2 separate regions of the Homo sapiens genome follow, and region 2 is linked to region 1. A link is a contact called in ENCODE Hi-C data. All regions are on one chromosome and are shown on one strand. The core of a region is the stretch at or near the end of the contact, and the rest is flanking DNA. Distances in the headings are between cores, read along the strand shown. Region 1 holds the start of ZNF564 (zinc finger protein 564). Region 2 holds the start of SYCE2 (synaptonemal complex central element protein 2).

What was found. A loop is a pair of places that touch in the nucleus more often than their neighbours do. Pooled maps may share reads with other maps.
Region 2: a loop to region 1 is called in a pooled map, with 6 times the contacts of the local background. The contact joins the promoter of SYCE2 here to the promoter of ZNF564 in region 1. A Hi-C loop is called at or near these places in 4 of 50 pooled maps.

Annotation. Positions count from the first base shown.
Region 1 is chr19:12,547,593-12,554,383 of GRCh38, forward strand. ZNF564 (zinc finger protein 564) reads right to left here and starts at 3,890. Exons shown (of 4, transcript NM_144976.4): 1 at 3,738-3,890. The coding sequence starts at 3,740. LINC02926 (long intergenic non-protein coding RNA 2926) reads left to right here and starts at 4,134. Exons shown (of 2, transcript NR_187485.1): 1 at 4,134-5,277; 2 at 5,783-6,052. RefSeq lists enhancers at 2,527-3,029, 3,688-3,797, 3,863-4,157, 4,941-5,442, 5,443-5,942 and a silencer at 3,378-3,457.
Region 2 is chr19:12,916,993-12,923,334 of GRCh38, forward strand. SYCE2 (synaptonemal complex central element protein 2) reads right to left here and starts at 2,301. Exons shown (of 6, transcript NM_001105578.2): 1 at 2,251-2,301; 2 at 1,230-1,345. The coding sequence starts at 2,265. It overlaps MIR5695 (microRNA 5695), which reads left to right and starts at 3,328; the gene lies at 3,328-3,412. It overlaps FARSA (phenylalanyl-tRNA synthetase subunit alpha), which reads right to left. Exons shown (of 13, transcript NM_004461.3): 13 at 5,487-5,894. The coding sequence ends at 5,756. RefSeq lists an enhancer at 1,981-2,120.

The DNA of each region.
Region 1 (6,791 bases), core at 2,640-5,139:
GTGTGCATCCCCAGCTTCCCAGTGGTCTGTAGCTTCTCTCAGTATAAAGGACCCCTCCCCTGGTTGGAGTGATAAGGCTGGGATGCCTGCCAAGTTCTACCCAGGAAGAACCAACTGGGACTTCAATGACCTCCCTTTGCAGGCTCTTAGTTGGGAGTCACTCTGAGGCACACTTGGCCTCAGACCTCTGCTTCCTTAGACAAGACTATATTCACTTACTTTTTTTTTTTTTTTTTGAGACTGAGTTTCACTCTTGTTGCTCAGGCTGGAGTGCAGTGGCACGATCTCGGCTCACCGCAACTTCCGCCTGCTGGGTTCAAGCAATTCTCCTGCCTCAGCCTCCCGAGTAGCTGGGATTACAGGCATGCGCCACCATGCCCGGCTAATTTTGTATTTTTAGTAGAAACAGGGTTTCTCCATGTTGGTCAGGCTGGTCTCAAACTCACCTCAGGTGATCCACCCACCTCAGCCTCCCAAAGGGCTGGGATTACAGGCATGAGCCACCACGCCCAGTTTCACTTATTTTTAAGTAAGAAAATATCCTGTGTTTGAAGAATCCAGCAAAATCACTCAAACTTACCATTTATGTATATAGGAGGAAAGGAAACTGTAAGACATTTGTATTCTTTTTTTTTTTTTTTTTGAGACGGAGTCTAGCTCTGTCGCCCAGGCTGGAGTCCAGTGGCACGATCCCGGCTCACTGCAACCTCCGCCTCCCGGGTTCACGTCATTCTCCTGCCTCAGCCACCCAGCAGCTGGGACTACAGGCACACACCGCCACACCCGGCTAATTTTTGTATTTTTAGTAGAGACCGGGTTTCACTGTGTTAGCCAGGATGGTTTCCATCTCCTGACCTTGTGATCCGCACACCTTGGCCTCCCAAAGTGCTGGGATTAAAGGCGTGAGCCACCGTGCCCGGCCAATTTTTTGTATTTTTTAGTAGAGACGGGGTTTCACCATGTTAGCCAGGATGGTCGCGATCTCCTGACCTCGTGATCCACCTGCCTTGGTGCTGGGATAACAGGCGTCAGCCATCGCGGCTGGCAAGACATTTGTATTCTATAGCTTAAACATGAAAAGCACATTTATCTATCCCTTTCAGACAATAGAGACCTCACATTATTGTTACTTCCATGACAACTTCTTTACTAATATTTAATTCACTAATATTTAATATTTCAAAGTCCCATCTGATAGGATTTAGCATTAATCACCAAAGTCCAGATGAAAGGATACAGAACAGTTATCCATTACGACAAAATCTCTACCCTGCAAAGGAGAAGATATTTTAGAGAATCTCTGTATTTCACCAATTAATGTGGAAATGTATTCGTTTCTCTGTAGCCATAATGGAAGACTGAATTTCCCTACTTATCTGAGATTCTTATCCGCAGTAGCATTCTCAAGGCTAAGTTCTGGGATTGATCTGAAATCACCCAAAAGAAGAAAATAGACCTGAGAAACCTACCATACATGTTGCGGAGAGGAAACTACACAAATAAGATTTTTTAACAAATTGAATGTAAGACTAGATAATTGTTTTCCCTCAAATCTACTTTCTGCCTCTTTCTCCCCTTTGTGACCCTCCCTTTGCAAACACTTTATCTTGTCTTTCAAGCACTACTGATAAAATACATTCTACATTTAATGAAAAACAGGATCAAATAAGCAAATAAACCTTTTCAAGGGTTTACAAACCCAGGGAGAGGCAATGCTGACCTGGAATACAGACATTTATCTGATTCCAATGTCAGGTGAGGTCACCCTATCCCCTAGGACATCTCCCAGCCCCACCCTGGCTCACTGAGTGCTCAGTGACCAACCTCCCTGAAGACAGTGAATTGTGCCCTGCTCACTCTGCCCCAAGCGCATTTTAACTTTCAGGTTCTCGCACCATTTCAATGGGGCAGGTTTTCCTTCTCCTTTGAGATAGTTTTCCTCCCTTCACTAGACTAAAAACAATCCAGAGGTCAGGAATCATTTGTGTCTTTTCCTCTCAGTAACAGCCTAAGATTGGGTAACCATCAATGTGTCCCTAAGGAACGGAAACTGGGGTTGAGGAAGAAAAGCTGAGCGTCCCAAAGGGTAAACTTTTCAGAGGAAGGGGATACCGGGAGACTCCTCCCACCTCAGGGCATACAGCTGCTCCCGTGAGAGGCCCCACCCCTACACCTTAAGCTGTCCTCTGGGAGGAGTGACCCAGGGGTTGATAATCACTAGATCCTCCAAGAGAAGTGGCAGCTGTGGGTATCCTGGGTCAGGCCCAGGCAGTTCTGAAAATCAGGACCAGGAAAAGATAGAGGGCCACATCACCTTGTAAAGTTTCCAAAGGGGAAACTCCACCCAAAGACATTCTGATTAGGCGTCGGGGCTTAGGAAAGATAAAAGGAGGGGAAGCACAAAAATTTTTTTACCACGGCCGGGCGCGGTGGCTCACGCCTGTAATCCCAGCACTTTGGGAGGCCGAGGCAGGCGGATCACCTGAGGTCGGGAGTTCGAGACCAGCCTGGCCAACATGGAGAAACCCTGTCTCTACTAAAAATACAAAATTAGCCGGGCATGGTGGCGCATGCCTGTAATCCCAGTTACACGGGAGGCTGAGGCAGGAGAATCGCTTGAACCCAGGAGGTGGAGGTTGCAGTGAGCTGAGATCGCGCCATTGCACTCCAGCCTGGGCAATAAGAGCGAAACTCTGTCTCAAAAAAAAAAAAAAATTTTACCGTAGAGTGTCAGGTTCTTATTCTCCGTTTCCCTCTCAGGTTACAAGTACACAAACAAGAGGCCGGGCGCGGTGGCTCACGTCTGTAATACCAGCATTTTGGGAGGCGGAGGTGAGCGGATCACCTGAGGTCTGGAGTTTGAGACCAACCTGGCCAACATGGAGAAACCCAGTTTCTACCAAAAATACAAAAAGTAGCCGGTCGTGGCGGCGCATGCCTGTAATCCCAGTTACTCAGGAGGCTGAGGCAGGAGAATTGCTTGAACCCGGAAGGCGAAGGTTGCAGTGAGCTGAGATCTTCCCACTGCACTCCAGCCTGGGCGACAGAGCGAAACTCTGTCTGAAAAGAAAAAAAAAACAACAAACAGAAAACAAATCCTTTCAAAAGAGTATGGTGAAAGAAACTATAAACAACTAAAATACTGTGTCTTAAATGTCAAACAAAAAACAGCTGATAATGTTGATTTGGCGAGGGGAGGTCACCTTTGGGAATGCGGGGAAGGAACCGGAAATTTAGGCATTTATTTCCAGCCCCAGAAAAAGCTAGGCTAAAAAAAACGGGAGTCGTAGGTTTGAGATTCTTTTTCCAGTACGTTTGGAAGACTCGGAGGAAGACCAGTCCCCCGGAAAAAAAGACGATGTACTGGGAAGGCCACAGCCCACAGCTCTTCCCATGCACGAACCGCACACCCGAGACGGGATTCCGCCTTATGACCCTCCCGTGTCCCAGTACAAACAATCTGGAGAGAGGCGGGGCTGCGGGCGCGGAGCTGCCCAGACAGGGCTCCGAGGCCGAGGCCGCAGTCGCCGCGCAGGGACGGGACAGGACGCCTGGGGTACTGGCTACGGCCCAACCCACCCTGCGGCCGAGGGGACAGAGGGCCGAGCTGCGCCAGGGAACTCGGGTCCCAGACCCTGGAGTCGCTGCAGGGAGGCCAGGGTGCTTCCACAGCCGGTTCCGGCCGGTTCCCACAAGCCCCTCCCCCAGTCTCCAGGCGCCCGGCCCCGCACACGCACCATTTCCTGGCTTCCAGGGTGTCCCGGGGTCCTGCCTACGGCTCTCTCCGGCCTGTGCAGGTCCCAGCGCGCCAGACGCTGCGGTGGAGCCACCGGGGCCACTGGAGAAGCGGAGACCGGAACCCAAACGCAGCGGACACGAAACAGGAAGACCCCGCGGAGTTGTTGAACATTGCCCCTGTCCCCCTTGCAGAGTTCCTGATTGGATGGTTTGCAGGTTCCCGCCCCAGTGCCCCTGATTGGGTGATGATTCAAGTCCTGCCCCCTTGGTACTGAGTGACAGGAGAAGCAATGCGGTATGTGGCTGAGTAAAGACAGATTGACAGGGTCTTGGCCACTGCCCTTCGCGGGCCGGGCTTCCTCCTTCTGTAACCTTCTGTGCCGGGGAGGATATTTGCATTTAAGCAGAAAGTGTTTCAGGCTCTGCAGAGGTGACACTGGCGTGTTTCTGCACTCAGGGTGCCCTTCCTGCCTTTTCCTCCCGGACACAGAGTCACAAGTGTGCACAGGGAATGACAGACTCGGCGTCCAGTGGAGCCATCCCCTGGCCTCGGAGTAGGAGGCGCGCCCAGGCCAGGCCAGACCACAGTGTAACAGGAGGGAGGAGGGCTTGCTTCTTTCAGGCAAGAAAATTAAAACGGACAAAGAAATAAAAGTATTAAATGTATAGGAAAAACTGGAGTTTTTATGACAGCGATCATCTATAAAGAAACCAAGAGAAGTAAGCAAACATTTGAACTAGCTCAGACAAGCAGCCTGCTTCACCCGCAGTTCACAAGGAAAACCCACAATCATAACGTTAAAAATATTCCCAAGCGCCGGGCGCGGTGGCTCACGCCTGTAATCCCAGAACTTTGGAAGGCCAAGGTGAGAAAATTGCTTAAGGTCAGGAGTTCAAGACCAGCCTAACCAACATGGTGAAACCCCATCTCTACTAAAAATACAAAAATTAGCCAGGCGTGGTGGCAGGTGCCTGTAATCCCAGCAACTCGGGAAGCTGAGGTACGAGAATCGCTTGAACCTGGGAGGGGGAAGTTGCAGTGAGCCGAGATAGCGCCATTGCACTCCAGCCTGGGCGACAGAGCGAGACTAAAAAATGAAATATGAAATGAAATGAAATAATGAAATGAAGAAATGAAATATAAAATAAAATAATCCCAAGCTTGGGACCCAGACTCTAACTGCTGAAATGGAACCCCAGTGTGGATCAGAACCTGGTGATGAGACAGGGACACTTAAGAATTCAACTTTGGGAGCTCAAGGTGCCCTCCAGTCCTCTCCTCACAGTGTGGAAACACTCTTTCCTTCAAAACCTTCATTTGTACCAGCAGGAAACTCTCACCCGGAGTCAATGTAAAGTCGTGACCTAAATAAATTGTCATGTTCCCAAACCTTTTCTCCAGGGGACAATGCAAACAAGTTTTTCACTGAGTCTGACCCTCACAGATTTTCTTCATGTATACAAATTACAGCCTGACTCAGCGACCCCATGAATGCTAAAACCAAAACACTGTCCAGGAAATGGCCCCAGGCGCCAAAGGTACAACCTCAGAAAAGACAGAACCCTCCACCCCCAACCCAACCACATCTGCACATGGGTCTCCTGCTTTTCACAGCTCTGCAGCTTCTCAGAATCCACATTCCTGGCCAGGCGCGGTGGCTCACGCCAGCACTTTGAGAGGCCCAGGCGGGCGGATCACCTGAGGTCAGGAGTTCGAGACCAGCCTGGCCAAATGGTGAAACCTCGTCTATAGTAAAAATACAAAAATTAGCCGGGCGTGGTGGCGCGTGCCTGTAATCCCAGCCACTCGGGAGGCTGAGGCAGGAGAACCGCTTGAACCCGGGAGGCAGAGGTTGCAGTAAGCCCAGACTGCGCCACTGCACTCCAGCCTGGGTGCCAAAACAGTGAGACTCTGCCTCAAAAAAATAATAAAAGTAAAAAATAAAATTAAAATTAAAAAAAGAATCTGCACTCCTGAGCAGCTGGAGGCCACCTGCAAGGGCGGGCAGGCTGCCCAAGAAGCACCCTTTCCCTCTCTTTGCAGGCTCCAGACTGGTCTCAGGCTCTCCTGCCCACTGCAGTTTATTCACTTGCTTCTCACCAACACTGATCCACTTAGGTAAGAAAAAAGACCTTCAATCCCCTTTGCTGTTTGTTTGTTTTTAAGAAACTAGCAGAGTTCCTGCTTTCCTTCTGTGGTTATGTATAAGCTGGAAGACAAAAAATTCTAAAATACTTTATATGGATTTTAAAACTGGCAAGTAATGATTCCTTTGAGAAAACAAAGATATCAGCTATGCTATTATGATTTATACATTGGTTTCCATCCATGCTTCCTGACTCATAACTCCCATAGTCCTTGTTACAGTAAACAGAAACTCTCTCTCTCTGACCTTCTCCTGCCCCCCATTCACCTGTCCACTGCAGAACTCTAATGTGATCGTGGGTCATAAGACTCTCACTCCAAAGAGTGTCCTGTCCTGTACGCTGGGGAAAGGAATGCTACACAGAAGCCAAAAATTATCTGGACAGGGGTTGGATGCAGTGGTTCACGCCTGTAATCCCAGCACTTTGGGAGGCTGCGGAGGGAGGATTGCTCGAGCCCAGGAATTCAAGACCAGCCTGGGAAAGATGTCGAGACCCCATCTCTATGAAAAATAAATAAAAAGGCCGGACGCGGTGGCTCATGCCTATAATCCCAGCACTTCAGGAGGCTGAGGTGGGCGGATCATGAGGTCAAGAGATCGAGACCCTCCTGGCCAACATGGTGAAACCCCCGTCTCTACTAAAAATACAAAAATTAGCTGGGCGTGGTGGCGCGTGCCTGTAGTCCCAGCTACTTGTAGTCCCAGCTACTTGGGAGGCTGAGCCAGGAGAATCACTTGAACCCAGGAGGCAGAGGTTGCAGTGAGCCGAGATCACTACTGCACTGCAGCCTGGCCGACAGAGTGAGACTCCGTCTCAGAAAAAAATATTTTTCTTTTTATGTATTATTATTATTATTTTGAGACGGAGTCTTGCTCTGTCGCCAGGCTGGAGTGCAGTGGCGAGAT
Region 2 (6,342 bases), core at 1,051-3,550, 370 kb after region 1:
GCCAGCGCCAGCCTCCCAAAGTGCTGGGATTACAGGCGTGAGCCACTGCGCCCAGCCTCTACTATATATATACTTTTTTTTTTTTTTTTTGAGACAGAGTCTTGCTCTGTCACCAAGGCTGGAATGCAATGGCACAATCTTGGCTTACTGCAATCTCTGCCTCCCAGGTTAAAGCAATTCTCCTGCCTCAGCCTTCTGAGTAGCTGGGATTACAAGTGTCTGTCACCATGCCTGGCTAATTTTTGTAGACACAGGGTTTCACCATATTGGCCAGGCTAGTCTCAAACTCCTGACCTCATGATCTGCCTGCCTTGGCCTCCCAAAGTGCTGGGATTACAGGCGTAAGCCACCGTGCCCGGCCTACTAAATTTTTCTTTTTTCTTTTTTTTGAGACGGAGTCTCACTCTGTCACCAGGCTGGCATGCAGTGGCATGATCTCGGCTCACTACAACCTCTGCCTCTGGGGTTCAAGCGATTCTCCTGCCTTAGCCTCCCGAGTAGCTGGGACTACAGGCGTGCACCACAACACCCAGCTAACTTCTGTATTTTTAGTAGAGACGGGGTTTCATCATGTTAGCCAGGATGGTCTCCATCTCTTGACCTTTTGATCCACCCCCCTCGGCCTCCCAAAGTGCTAGGATTACAGGCATAAGCCACCATTCCTGGCTTTTTTTTTTTTTTTTTGAGACAGCGTTTCGGTCTTTTTGCCCAGGCTGGAGTGCAATGGCGCCATCTCAGCTCACTGCAACCTCCACCTCCTGGGTTCAAGCGATTCTCCTGCCTCAGCCTCCTGAGTAGCTGGGATTACAGGCATGTGCCACTATGCCCAGCTAATTTTGTATTTTTAGTAGAGACGGGGTTTCTCCATGTTTGTCAGGCTGGTCTCAAACTCCCGACCTTAGGTGATCCACCCGCCTTGGCCTCCCAAAGTGTTGGGATTACAGGTGTGAACCACTGCACCTGGCCAATATTTTTTAATAAATTGGCCCGACATTCTGGCCCGCCTCTAGTCCCAGCCATTTCGGAGGCTGAGGTGGGAGGATCACTTGAGTCTGGGAGGTGGAGGTTGCAGTGAGCCGTGATCATGCCACTGCGTGGTGACAAAGCAAGACGCTGTGTTAGGAGGGAAAAAAAAAGCAGCAGACACTGGCATAGCCTTGTGGAAGAAAAGGGTGAATGAGAGGGACCCAGGGGCCTGTGTAGACCCATAGGGCTGGGATCTTCCTCACCTAGCTGGCCCTCCACCAGCTTCCTCCTCGCAGTTCTCTTCCCACCGCGGATGCTCCTTGCTCTCCCCCAAGGGCTGCGGTTCCTGGTCTTTGCATTTCACATGGGGCACGTCCACCTGCAAGCACAGTCAGGACGGAGGCCAAGGAGGGAGGATGAGGAGTGAACAGATCGCCCTCCTGCCGACCCTTCAACCCTGGTCACCTCGATGTGCTGCTGCGGGACGGTGGGGACCCGCAGGAAAGACGGGCAGGGCTGGGGCAGGTGCCATGAGGGCAGGGGCATGGGGTGAAAGGACACTCTGTCCCTAGGGGACACCAGGACACCAGACCTAGAGGGGCCGGGTGAGGGCAGGGCTGTGGGAATGTAACTGGAGGACCTGGGCTCCTAACTGGTATGTGTGTTGGCTGGAGTCCTTCGAGAAAGGAGAAGAGGTAGGAGAAAAGAGATGAGGCCGGGCGCGGTGGCTCACGCCTGTAATCCCAGCACTTTGGGAGGCGGAGGCGGGCGGATCACGAGGTCAGGAGTGCGAGAACAGCCTGAGCAATATGGTGAAACCCCGTCTCTACTAAAAATACAAAAATTAGCTGACGTGGTGGTGCGTGCCTGTAATCCCAGCTACTCGGGAGGCTGAGGAAGGAGAATCACTTGAACCCGGGAGGCAGAGGTTGCAGTGAGCCGAGATCACGCCACTGCACTCCAGACTGGGCGACAGAGTGATACTTCGTCTCAAAAAAAAAAAAAAAAAGAAATGAAAGAAACGGGTGCGGTGCGTGGGTGTTTGTGCCTTTCTCTACTCCGTTCCGGCCACGCGCCATGTGTGGAAATCAGACCCGTCAGTGCGTCAGTCAGGGCCGGGTTCAGTCAGTCAGGAAATTTGAGGCCAGGCCTGATGAGAGGGAGCCCCAATGGCAAAGGACAAGCGGCCGGGCTCGGGTCCGCTGGAGATGGCTGGGATCGCAGCCGTTCCCTGCCTATCTGTCCGCCCGCCCCACGCGCGAGAAGGAAACAAGCGCCGCGTACTCCCTGTCGCTCCATTCCGTATTTTCCCGCCTTCAAGCTCGCACCCTCTGCGCATGCGCCGACCCCGCCCCTGGCCAGCTGCGCTCCCGCGGACGAGTGTGTTGTGACGCGTGCTCCCGGCCCCGCCCTCTTTGAGAACTTGCGCGGCCAACTGGGCGGGGCCGACCGTTAAGCAGCAGTTTCGCGGTCCGCGGGCTGCGCGCGCAGTCGGCGCCCCTTGGGAGCAGGACGGCGCGCTCTGGGTGCGCTTGTGTGCCCCTGTGAGGCTCCTGGGTTCCACGGGGCGCCCAGGTTATACGGATCTCAGAGTCCTGTATTTATTCGGTGCTTCTAACTTCATCCACTCTGCCTTGGAAAATATACTCCATAACAATTTTTTTTTTTTTTTGAGACAAGATCTTGGTCTGTCGCCCAGGCTGGAGTGCAGTGGTGCGATCACAGCTCACTGTAGCCTCGACCTCCCAGGTTCAAGCGATCCTCCTGCCTCGGCCTCCTGAGTAGCAGTGTCATTCACCAGGCCCTTCTAATTTAAAAATATTTTTCTGGCCGGGCGCGGTGGCTCACGCCTGTAATCCCAGCACTTTGGGAGGCCGAGGCGGGTGGATCACCTGAGGTCATGAGTTCGAGACCAGCCTAGCCAACATGGTGAAACTGTCTCTACTAAAAATACAAAAAATAGCCGGGCGTGGTGGCGGGCGCCTATAGTCCCAGCTACTCGGGAGGCTGGGGCAGGAGAATTGCTTAAACCCAGGACGCAGAGGTTGCAGTGAGCTGAGATCATGCCACTGCACTCCAGCCGGGGTGACAGAGTAAAGCTCCGTCTCAAAAAAAAAAAAAAGATTGTATGTATATATACACACACACACACACACACACACACACATAATTATATTTTTTTTTCCTGTAGAAATGAGATCTCACTGTGCTGAGCCCAGGCTGATCCCCAACTCCTGGGCTCAAGCCGTCCTCCCGTCTTGGTCTCCCAAAGTGCTGTCTCAAAAAAAGAAGAAATTATCTGATCTACCCTATTGACTGTAGGTCATAAGACCCCCGTTTCAAAGAAGTTTCTGCCCCACACAAGGCCTATCTATCTAGATTCTTCTTGGCCTCTCTGAGCATGCATTCCTGAGACTCCAAGAAGAATCTAGACAGATAGGCCTTGCTGGGTTTCCCCACTCAGCCTATTAGTATTAGACGACCCCCCCGGCTTTTTTTTTTTTTTTTTTTTTTTGTCTTGCTCTGTTGTCCAGGCAACACTGGAGTGCAGTGGCAAGATCTCAACTCGCTGCAACCTTGGCCTCCCAGGTTCAAGCGATTCTCAGCCAACCAAGTAGCTGGGATTACAGATGCACCATGCCCAGCTAATTTTTGTATTTTTAGTAGAGATGGGGTTTTTCCATGTTGCTCAGGCTGGTCTCAAACTCCTGGCCTCAAGTGATCCACCCGCCTCAGCCTCCCAAAGTGTCAGGATTACAAGTATGAACCACGACAAACCCTTTTTGTCCAATCAAATTTCTACCTGGGTGTTCAAACTTTGCTGAACCTAAGCATAAGACACTTTTCATTAATCAGGCATGGTGGCGGGCACCTGTAATCCCAGCTGCTTGGGAAGCTGAGGCTGCTGTGAGCCAAGATCGCCCCTACACTCCAGCCCAGGGAACAGAGCCAGACTCCGTCTCAAAACAAAACAAAACAAAAACACAGTTTCCCCTGTATCTCTGGATCTTCATTCTGAAGGCTTGTCAGGTAACACTATGATCAAATACATTCGTATTCCTTTTCTCTTATTAATCTGCCTTTTCTCAGTAATTTTTAGTGAAACTTCAGAGGGCAATAAGGAAGCTTTCTCTTCACCCCTACACAGCCAAAGTTCAGATTTGATGGAAATGGCAAGATTCCAGGGTACTTGTGTTTATTTAGACACATAAATATGTATTTAACGACAGGGTCTCACTCTGTTGCCCAGGCTGGAGTGCAGTGGTGTAATCACGGCTCATTGCAGCCTCGACCTCCCAGGCTCAAGTGATCAACCTCAGTCTCTGGAGTACCTGGGATTACAGGCATGAGCCACTATGCTGAGCTAATTTTTGTTTTCTGTTTTTGGGGGACAGGTCTCACTCTGTGGCCCAGACTGGAGTGCAGTGGTGTGATCTCAGCTCCCTACAACCTCCACCTCCTGGGTTCAAGTGATTCTCCCACCTCAGCCTCCCAGATAGCTGGGACTACAGGTGCCTGCCATCATGCCTGCTAATTTTTGTTTTTTGTTTTTTTTTTTGGAACAGAGTCTTCTTCTGTCACCCAGGCTGTAGTGCAGTGGCACAATCTTGGCTCACTGCAACCTCCACCTCCTGGTTCAAACGATTCTCGTGCCTCAGCCTCCCGGGTAGCTGGGACTACAGGTGCTCACCACCACGCCCAGCTTTTTTTTTGTATTTTTAGTAGAGACGGGTTTTCACCACGTTGGCCAGGCTGCTCTCGAACTCCTGACCTCAAGTGATCTGCCTGCCTCAGCTTCCCAAAGTGTTGGAATTACAGGCGTGAGCCACCACGCCCAGCCTAATTTTTTTTTTTTTTTTTTTGAGACGGAGTCTTGCTCTATTGCCCAGGCTGGAGTGCAGTGGTGCGATCTCCGCTCACTGCAAGCTCCGCCTCCCAGGTTCACACCATTCTCCTGCCTCAGCCTCCTGAGTAGCTGGGACTACAGGCACCCGCCACCACGCCCGGCTAATTTTTTGTATTTTTAGTAGACAGGGTTTCACCATGTTGGCCAGGATGGTCTCAATCTCTTGACCTCATGATCCACACGCCTCAGCCTCCCAAAGTGCTGGGATTACAGGCATGAGCCACCGCACCCAGCCCTAATTTTTTTATTTTTAGTAGAGATGGGGTTTCACCACGTTGGCCAGGCTGCTCCTGAATTCCTGACCTCAAGTGACCCACCCACCTTGGCCTCCCAAAAGTTCTGGGATTACAGAAGTGAGCCACTGTGCCTGGCTCAGTACCCATACTTTTTTTTTTTTTTTTTGTATTTTTAGTAGAGACGGGGTTTCACCCTGTTAGCCAGGATGGTCTCGATCGCCTGGCCTCGTGACCCGCCCGCCTCAGCCTCCCAAAGTGCTGCGATTACAGACGCGGGCCACCTCGCCCAGCCCAGTACCCAGAATTTTGACCATCAAGTGGCACACTGAGCTAGGGGGACCCAACAAGACCCCTCACCCCTAAGGAAAGCCACCAGATGGGGGCAACTGCCCACTTTATTAGACAATAGGTGGCCCACAGGTCTCCTCAGGGCCCACCCTCACAGTAGACACACCACACAGGACAACAGAAGGAACCTGCTACCCAGTCCTCTGTCCCTGGGATTCTGGTCCTGGGACAGGTGGGAAAGAGGAAGGTGGGGGCTGGCCTCACAGAGGCCTCATAAATACAAGGTCACTGGCCAGGGATGCAAAGGAGCGCAGCAGCAGGGACTCGGGGAGGATGACCTGTCCTAGAGTGGCCCATGTCACGCAGCCTCCTGTGTGGGAGGGGGCCTCGGCTCGGCATCCAGGCGGCACAGGGGACTGTCATACACCATCTGCAGGTTCACCTTGTGGCCCACCAGCTCCCGGATATTGTTGATGCCATATTTGATCATCGTTGGGCTTGTGGGGGAGGGAACAGAGTTTATCATGAGGTCAGCACGTGCACCCTTCTGCTCAGATTTCCATGGCTCCCATCTTCTTCAGAGGAAAAGTTCAAGTTCTCCCCATGACCCACAGGGCCCTGCGCCAACTGCTCTATCACCTCTCACCCTCCGCCTTCAGCCACACCAGCCTCCTCACTCTTCTCCTAATACAAAAAGCACATTCCCACCTCTGGGCCTTTGAACTGACTGTGACCACTACCTGGGACACCCTTCCCCAGATACTCTCATGGTTTACCTCTTTATCTACCTCTAGATTTTGCTTAGGTGGCACTTCTTCCTCCATGATGCCTTCACTGACCACGTAGTTGCCTTAGCCCTCCCTATACCACTTACTGCCCTGGTACACACTTCTGTCTTCTTTTGCTGAGTGCATTTGTTTTTTTGAAACAGAGTCTCACTCTGTA